Linked DNA regions of Mus musculus: region 1 is linked to region 2. A link is a contact called in ENCODE Hi-C or POLR2A ChIA-PET data. All regions are on one chromosome and are shown on one strand. Each heading gives the region's core, a stretch centred on a gene start or an enhancer-like site at or near the end of the contact. The rest is flanking DNA. Distances are from core to core; before and after follow the strand shown.

Region 1 (4,077 bases), core at 609-3,108, 230 kb before region 2:
CTGGAACCCAGACTGACCTCTAACTCATGGCAATCGTCTTGCTTGTTTCCCAAGTGCTGACAATGAAGGCATGGACCCTATACCTTGCTTGCTTGCTTGTAGCTATTTTGAAATAAAACTTAAAATATATGCTCAAGGTTAATGTCTTAGGGTTTCCATGGCTGTGAAGAAACACCGTGACCATCGCAACTCTTATAAAGGAAAACACTTAGCTGGGGCTGGCTTACAGTTTCAGAGGGTCAGTCCATTAGCATCAAGGCAAGAAGCATGGTGGTGATGTGCAGGCAGATATGGTGCAGGAGAAAGAGCTGAGAGTTCTACATTTTGATCCACAGGCAGCAGGAGACTACTGGGGCTAGCTTGAGCATATGAGACTTCAAAGACCACTTTTACAATGAAACACTTCCTCCAACAAAGGCACACCTACTCCAACAAAGCCACACCTCCTAATGCCTTCACTGCCTATGGGCCAAACATTCAAATGTATGAGTCTATGGGGGCCATTTCTATTCAAACCACTACAATTAGATCACATAAAAGTAAAGATTTAACGGAGGAAAGTTCAGAAGTTAACTATCCAGGGTACTGTTGTGATAACACATAGCCCCCTTTCTCATATTGTTGTGTATGTTATTGTGATTGACATATTATGATGGAAATAATATTATGCACCTCTCATAGAAAAAGAGTTCTATCTACAATCACAGACTACAAAGCAGTTTGATCCAGATTAGATTCCTAGAAATGCCAAGTACTAATATAGTATTTATAGACACTAAACATTAATTATACTGATATGAAAGGAAGGGAGGAATGGGGGAATGAGGAGATATGTGCATGTACACACACATCACACTCTCACACACACCACACTCTCACAAACTCTCACACAAACACTCACACATATACCAAACTCTCACACACACCACACTCACACACACCACACTCTCACACAGTTTCTGTTTCCTCTTTATTTGAAATTTGAAAAGAATCTCATTATGTAGTCCAGACTAGTCTTGAACTCATCACCCTGCTGTTTCAGTCTCCAAAGTACTGAGATTACAAGTGTGCCACTGGGGGTTGGGGAGATGGCTCAACAGTTAAGAGCACTGTCTGCTCTTCCAGAGGTCTTGGGTCCATCATACCCAGCTCAAACTCCGCTCTCCACCCTGACTCTCCACTATTTGTAGAGTATTAGCAACACAGGTAATCACTAGTGTTTGAAGGAATAGCTTTGCCCTGTCAGACTGAGATTGACTTTCGTTTGGAGGCAGAGAAGGAGTCAGAATCCTCAGCTCTCTTTCCATACCACCGTTCTGTGGTTCCTTTGACTCTAAAAGTTGGCTAGTTTGCAAACTCATTTTAATGTTGGAAAAACCAATCTGAGTCAGATGGCTCTCATCTGCAATCCCGGGACTGGAGAAGCTGAGGCAGGAGGATTACCTCCACTTGGAAACTAGCTGGGCTGCTGGGAGAGACTGCCTCAAAAGAAAAACAAGTTTGAAACCCAAGAGGCTTTCAGATGAAAGCAAGGGATAGAACACCCCTCAGCATGACCACTTTAGCCCCAGGGTAGGCCAATAAACACTAGGGTTATGCACATTCTGGGAAAGCGAGTGTATCCACAGAACTGACTTGTGGCTGGAGTGAGAGAGAGCTTACTCCAGTGTGCCCAGTTGTATTCTCTCGGGCAGAGCCTCCTTGTTTTTGAGTGTGCACACATGAGCGCTAGCTGCTGCGGTTCTGATGCATTCTTTGCACTGATGAGCTAAAACTGCTGAAGTCATGAGACTGCTCCAGGCAGAGCCCTCGTGTGAGTCACAGAGAAGCTCCTCTCTGCTGACCTCTGGCAGAGGGGGAGCAAATGAGAAGAGGCGGGTGGGAAGAGGTTCAAGGGCGGGTTTTCTCCTTGAACCTGGGCTAGTATGGGTCAAGAGCTGTGTGCAAAGAGGCTACAGCCAGGATGCAGTTGCTACCACCGTTCGGAGGGAGGGGAGGCGCACAGCTGTCAGAGAAGCCAGCCTGGAAGCACCGAGCCTGCTGTATTCGAGGTACTCGTATCCCGGGAGGAGCATCTTTCTTTATTAGTAAACCAAGCAATTCAGACAGACACTCCCTTTTGTAACAGAGTCTTATTCCTCTGCGGTAGGTCTAAACTCATAAAAAGAAAATTCTATTAAAGTCACAGAGGATTTATGGTTGTAGTTATCAAGTTTGGGGATGTACTTGTAAACCAGAAGAGGGGAATAAGCCTTGGGTTTGGCCGCTTTTGACTTGAAATAGAGAAAGTGGTTCTTCTCTGGACGTCTCTGAGCCACTAAATTGCAGGGCTGAACTGTAGAGGGCAAGCTGCCATACCGGTAGGTCCGCTGTGGATTCTCAGTTTCAGTAATTAGCTCGTGATTATTAGCAGTATCTTACTAAATTATTCTAAGGCATTACATTAAGTACCAAGGAAGGTGGGCAGGTACGGAGGAAACTGAGTTAAATGAAGAAATTGGGAGACACCCTTAAGGAGACTGGGTTAAACTGTGTAGGTGAAGGAAAAATTTAGTATTTCAGTAATTGGTACCATGGTTGTCTCTAAGAGATCTGACTTTCAGGAAACCTGCCTTTCAGGGGTGTGGGAAGCTTACAAACAATCAAACCAAAAACAAACAAACAAACAAACAAACCAAAAACAGGCAAATAAAACAAAGAAAAGGTTTTGCCAGCCATCACATTGTGACTTTGTACACATTTTGCTCCTGTACGTTCTTTTCCTCTAGCTAACAGAAGCATCCAGTTCCACGGCTTCATTTCACCCCAGGGGACTGGAGGCTGCCAGTGCCCAGAAGTTGAAGAGTAAAAGGCCCCGGAGTAACAGTGATTCTTTTCAGGAAGAGAATCTGAGGCAGGGGTTGCCATGGGTGAGTGAACTGCTGACAGGCATCAAGGAGAATTTCATGGGTGCCTGTCTAGGGAAGCTAGCCCTCACCTTCCAGGGATGCCTGTGTGGGCTTGCAAGTGCACTTACACATAGACAGATACACAGACATACACACACATGCACACACAGAGAGACAGTCACACAGACACACATGCACAGGCACATATACAGACACACACATACACATACACATACAAACATGCACACACACACACACACATGCACAAACAGGCATGCACACACAACACTCAGACATATACAGGTACACATGCAGACAGACACATACACATACAAACATGCACACATACACACACACATGCACAAACAGACATGCACACACAACACACAGACATACACAGGCACACATGCAGACAGACACATACACATACAAACATGCACACACACACATGCACAAACAGGTATACACACACAACACACAGACAGACATACACAGGCACACATGCAGACAGACAGACACTGACACAGAGACAGACACACATGGACATGGACACAGACATATACACAAACACATACACATAGACACACACGAACACATACATACATACAAACATGCACACAGATAGACAGACAGACAGAAAGACAGATACACACACACACACACACACACACACACACACTGCTATCTAATGTCCCTAGGGAAAATATAAGTCATATTTTTTATGTGTTCTTTCTGTCTTCCCACCTCTCACCCCACCCTTTGAACAGAAGAAGAGCCTCCCTTTTGGGGCAGCCTCATCTTACTTGAACTTGGAGAAGCTGGGTGAAGGTTCTTATGCCAAAGTTTACAAGGGCATCAGCAGGTAAGTGACTCATGAAGACTTTTGATGAGGGCATCTCCTATTGCATTACAAGGCCAACTGACAGCACACACATTCAGTCTTTGGGACTGAGGCAGGACATCTGGAACAAAAGGATGGTAGACATGGTAGAGCATTTGTTTTGTTTTGTATGGTTTTGGATTTTTAAAAAGATTTTATTTTATTTATATGAGTATATTGTTGCTGTCTTCAGACACACCAGAAGAGGGCATCGGACTCCATTACAGATAGTTGTGAGCCACCATGTGGTTGCTGGGAATTGAACTCAGGACCTCTGGAAGAGCAGTCAGTACTCTTATATGTTTGTCT
Region 2 (3,862 bases), core at 1,298-3,797:
GTGTACCACCATACCTGGCACAAGCAGTTCATTCTCTTTTTCTTGGAGTAATTTGGGATCGAGGTTATTTATTTAATTTTGTTTGTTTAGTGTGTGTGTGAAGGATTGAATCTAGGGCCTTATACATTAGGCAATTGCCCCGTACTGAGCGACATCTCCAAGCCCAGGCCGAGTGTTGCCGTTGTTGTTGTTGTTTTAAATCACCTTTAAACAGTCTCCTTATCCTAGCTCGCTACCTTTGCTTCTCCAGTACTTTTGCTCTTCTCTGCCTGGGACAGAGAGAAAGGACTCACCTCTGTGACATCTCATTTAGGATGGGTTTCCTGTACCTCGTGCATAGACTGCTTTAGAACTATTTCATTTCTTCCTATACCGGCTCATCTCACCCCCTCTTGCTACATCATTATTCCTATTGCCTAACATCAGAGCTGTCTGGGACTCTAAGGATGAGCAGCTCATCCGCTGGCTGGTTTCCGCTGTATTTGAGGCAGTGCTCTATCCTGTCCGCTTTCATATTTTTTGACACTGCTTGGTATTTCTCCCTCAATTAGCAGATATGAGTTAGGTCAGTGATCTGATGTATGAGCATGACATTTTTGTCTTAAAAAGGAGGGCATCTTGAACCTCAGTGGGGAGAAGGAATCTAAACTCCACCACCCACACTTTCAATGACAAAGCAAAACAGCCCCCAGTGTCTTAAACATCTTCCCACAAATATCAACACAGCACAGCTGAAGGTAATAGGAACAATAATTTAGAAAGCAGAAGATGAGGTCTTGAAGACTGTATATTTTTTAAAAAGGAAAACGTTGCTTATTCATCTTTATTACTTTGAGGCAGATACTCTAAAGGGGGCTGGGGATTGGTGTGAAGGGTAAACTGAGCTTAGAAGGAAACTGGTCAGATGGAGTATGTCAACTGTCTGACACCACCTTGTTCCATGGAGCTGGGCTCTTCAGAAACATTAACAGGAGCACAAAAGATGAAGAACTCTAAAGTGGAAGGAAGGGGCTCAATGAACCTCTGAGGTAAAGTAAATAAAAGAATTAAAAGGAGCCCAGGTCATCGAGAAAAGGGAATCCAATTAATTAACTGTCTTAGATTTCAGAATCAACCTTTTCCTAGATGGAGAAACTGTATACCAGAGGGAGTTACTTCTGCCGGCATTCAACATTCGACCTATTCAAAATCTCCTCAAACCCCAGCACCCAAGTGAGACAGGCAGAAGGACTCAGCCAGGAAAAAAACGTTTAAAATGATTGCAGAGACAGATTCAACGATTCAACTTGTCACTTTCCTGCATGGGAATTCATAGTATTCATGATATTTCTTGCTGGCTCCTGTGAGAGGGCAGAGGCCCCTTAGTAACTTCTGACCGGTCGGGGCAATCAGACAACGCGCACGAGCGCCCAGTGCCTGGAGCGGGGTTAAGATTTGACCAAGAACAAAAGAAAGCTTGCCAATCAGAAAATGCTACCCCACAAGGAAAATAACCCCTCTTTGTGTCTCGAAAGCCCTTTAATTAGCAAATGCCCTGCTTTCTAACGCGCGTTAAAACATTTCTATGTAGATTCCAAATGGAAAGATCAAATGGTTGCTTCTGCAACGAAGAAGGGGTCCCTGAAGGCCACACACCTCAGAAAAAAAAAAGGAAAACGGGGCAACCGAAGGCGCTCTGTAAATCGTACAGAGTTCCGAGGCCCTCGGTCTCAGGTTACTTTCATAAGCATTCCCCCAGAGCTGCCTTGGAGTTAAAAAAAAAAAAAAAAAAAAAAAAGAGCCTCTTGGGCTCCCCAGGCTCCCAGCAGTATGTCCGGGAGGGGTGGCAGGCTCGTGTGTGCAGCGGATCCCCAGCTCTGGGCCTTCTCCTCCGAGGGTCTGCACTTCCTCCCGCCACAAGTCCGCCCCTCGGCCGACTCGGGTTTCTCCCTCCAGGATGCCCCCCTTTTTTGTAACTGGGGGAGGGAGAGGGAATTGTGCCTTCACGTGGTCGGTTGGGGTAGGGGAAGAAAAAACGATTCTTAGTCGCACCCCTTTCTCGACTCATACTGATGCTAACCAAAATTCTCCCGCCCTCGCCTGCCAGGCAAGGCTAACGTGACTCCGGGTCACGTCTTTCTGCCCTGGTGCTGTACTATTCTCAGCTTCTCCCCAAAGCCTTCGGCGAATGCCCCCTTTTGTTCGGAAATGTGTATTTTAGGGTACCCGGAAGAGGAACCAATCTTACAGGCAAGTTCCCTTTCTGGTGCGTTTTTTTCTCCCTTGAGCAAATTCTGGGTAAAAGTTTTTCCTAACTTTTCTCTCAGTCCCCCGCCCCTCCCCTCAGGAATCCGCCCAGAGCTCTTTAAGCACCGCCTTCCTTGTTTCCTCGGCCGCCCCTTCCGACTTCCACCCAATCGGAACAGGTCCACAGAGAAAACAAAGCGCGCTATTGGATGTCCAGAGGGCTCGGGGCCCGCCCCCGGAGTGGTTTGTGAATGGGGGGAGGGGAGGGGGCGGGGCGGCCCGCAGCCCTGCAAGCCCGACGCTTCTTCTAGCCACCAGTGCGGCTCCCAGGCGTTACTCCGCGCTCCTTCCCTGGCGGGCGGTGCTGGACGCGGAGAGTCGCGGGCTGGGACTGCGCGGGGCAGGAGAGGCCGGGTGCAGGCAGGCCGCGGGTGCAGGGGCCTCGGCGCTTCGGATTCCGTGCAACTCCGTTTCCAAAACCAGCTTGTCCAGCTCTTACCTCCCGAGCACCGATCAGACTCAAAGCGAGAACGAGCCATTTGACTTGAAACTTGGGGCCGACCTTCCTAGGACTGAAGGAGGCTCCAGAATCAGAAGAGGCGGCTGCAGTGGCCCGCGGGGCCTCAAGGAGAGAAGGCGGAGCAGCACCACCGAGGCGACGGCCGGGGCGAGCAGGCAGGGACGCAGGGCGCTGGCCTGGCGGAGGCCTGGCTCGGTTTAGGGGACGTGCGTATCGGCGTGCGCCCGGGGCTCGAGAAACTTGGGCAAACTTTGAAGGGTAACCGGAGAAGCTTGTTGCTCGTCGCCGCAGAGAAAGCCGCACCGTTACGTCTCGGCGGGGAGGGTAAGGCGACACCCCTTCCCTCGATCCCCCACTCCAGGCCCAGGAGTTTGAACCTCCGGCGGCTGCGTGAGTGCCACGCGGAGGCGGCTGCGGCGCCCCCTCGGCTGGCGGCCTCGCCCCCGCTGTGCAGGCACCCTAGCACCCTCGGCTCCGCGCCGCCCACGGCCCGGCCCCGGCGCCGGGAGGACTCTCATGCGCCGGGCGCGGCGGCGCCTCCCTGTATCCAAGCCTCTCCCCAGCGCCTCGTCTTTTTCCTCCAGCTGAGAACGCCGCTGCACTCGCGACCGGCGATGCGGGGCCCCGGCACGGCGGCGTCGCACTCGCCCCTGGGCCTCTGCGCCCTGGTGCTTGCTCTTCTGGGCGCGCTGCCCACGGACACCCGGGCTCAGCCATATCACGGCGAGAAAGGCATCTCGGTACCGGACCACGGCTTCTGCCAGCCCATCTCCATCCCGTTGTGCACGGATATCGCCTACAACCAGACCATCCTGCCCAACCTGCTGGGCCACACGAACCAAGAGGACGCGGGCCTCGAGGTGCACCAGTTCTACCCTCTGGTAAAGGTGCAGTGTTCTCCTGAGCTACGCTTCTTCTTATGCTCTATGTACGCACCCGTGTGCACCGTGCTCGACCAAGCCATTCCTCCGTGCCGTTCCTTGTGCGAGCGCGCCCGACAGGGCTGCGAGGCGCTCATGAACAAGTTCGGCTTCCAGTGGCCAGAGCGGTTGCGCTGCGAGAACTTCCCAGTGCACGGTGCCGGCGAGATCTGCGTGGGGCAGAACACGTCCGACG

What was found. Hi-C counts contacts between places; a loop is a spot of excess contacts on that map. ChIA-PET counts read pairs that join two places held with the same protein, here RNA polymerase II (POLR2A).
Region 1: POLR2A ChIA-PET joins it to region 2 with 16 read pairs in Patski. The contact joins the promoter of Cdk15 here to the promoter of Fzd7 in region 2. A Hi-C loop is called at or near these places in 1 of 37 maps with a recorded cell type or tissue (gastrocnemius). POLR2A ChIA-PET finds 5 or more read pairs at or near these places in 3 of 5 experiments (Patski and embryonic stem cell).

The regions. Positions count from the first base shown.
Region 1 is chr1:59,255,048-59,259,124 of GRCm38, forward strand. Cdk15 (cyclin-dependent kinase 15) reads left to right here and starts at 1,859. Exons shown (of 14, transcript NM_001033373.3): 1 at 1,859-2,051; 2 at 2,769-2,909; 3 at 3,656-3,750. The coding sequence starts at 1,926.
Region 2 is chr1:59,479,600-59,483,461 of GRCm38, forward strand. Fzd7 (frizzled class receptor 7) reads left to right here and starts at 2,548. Exons shown (of 1, transcript NM_008057.3): 1 at 2,548-3,862. The coding sequence starts at 3,361.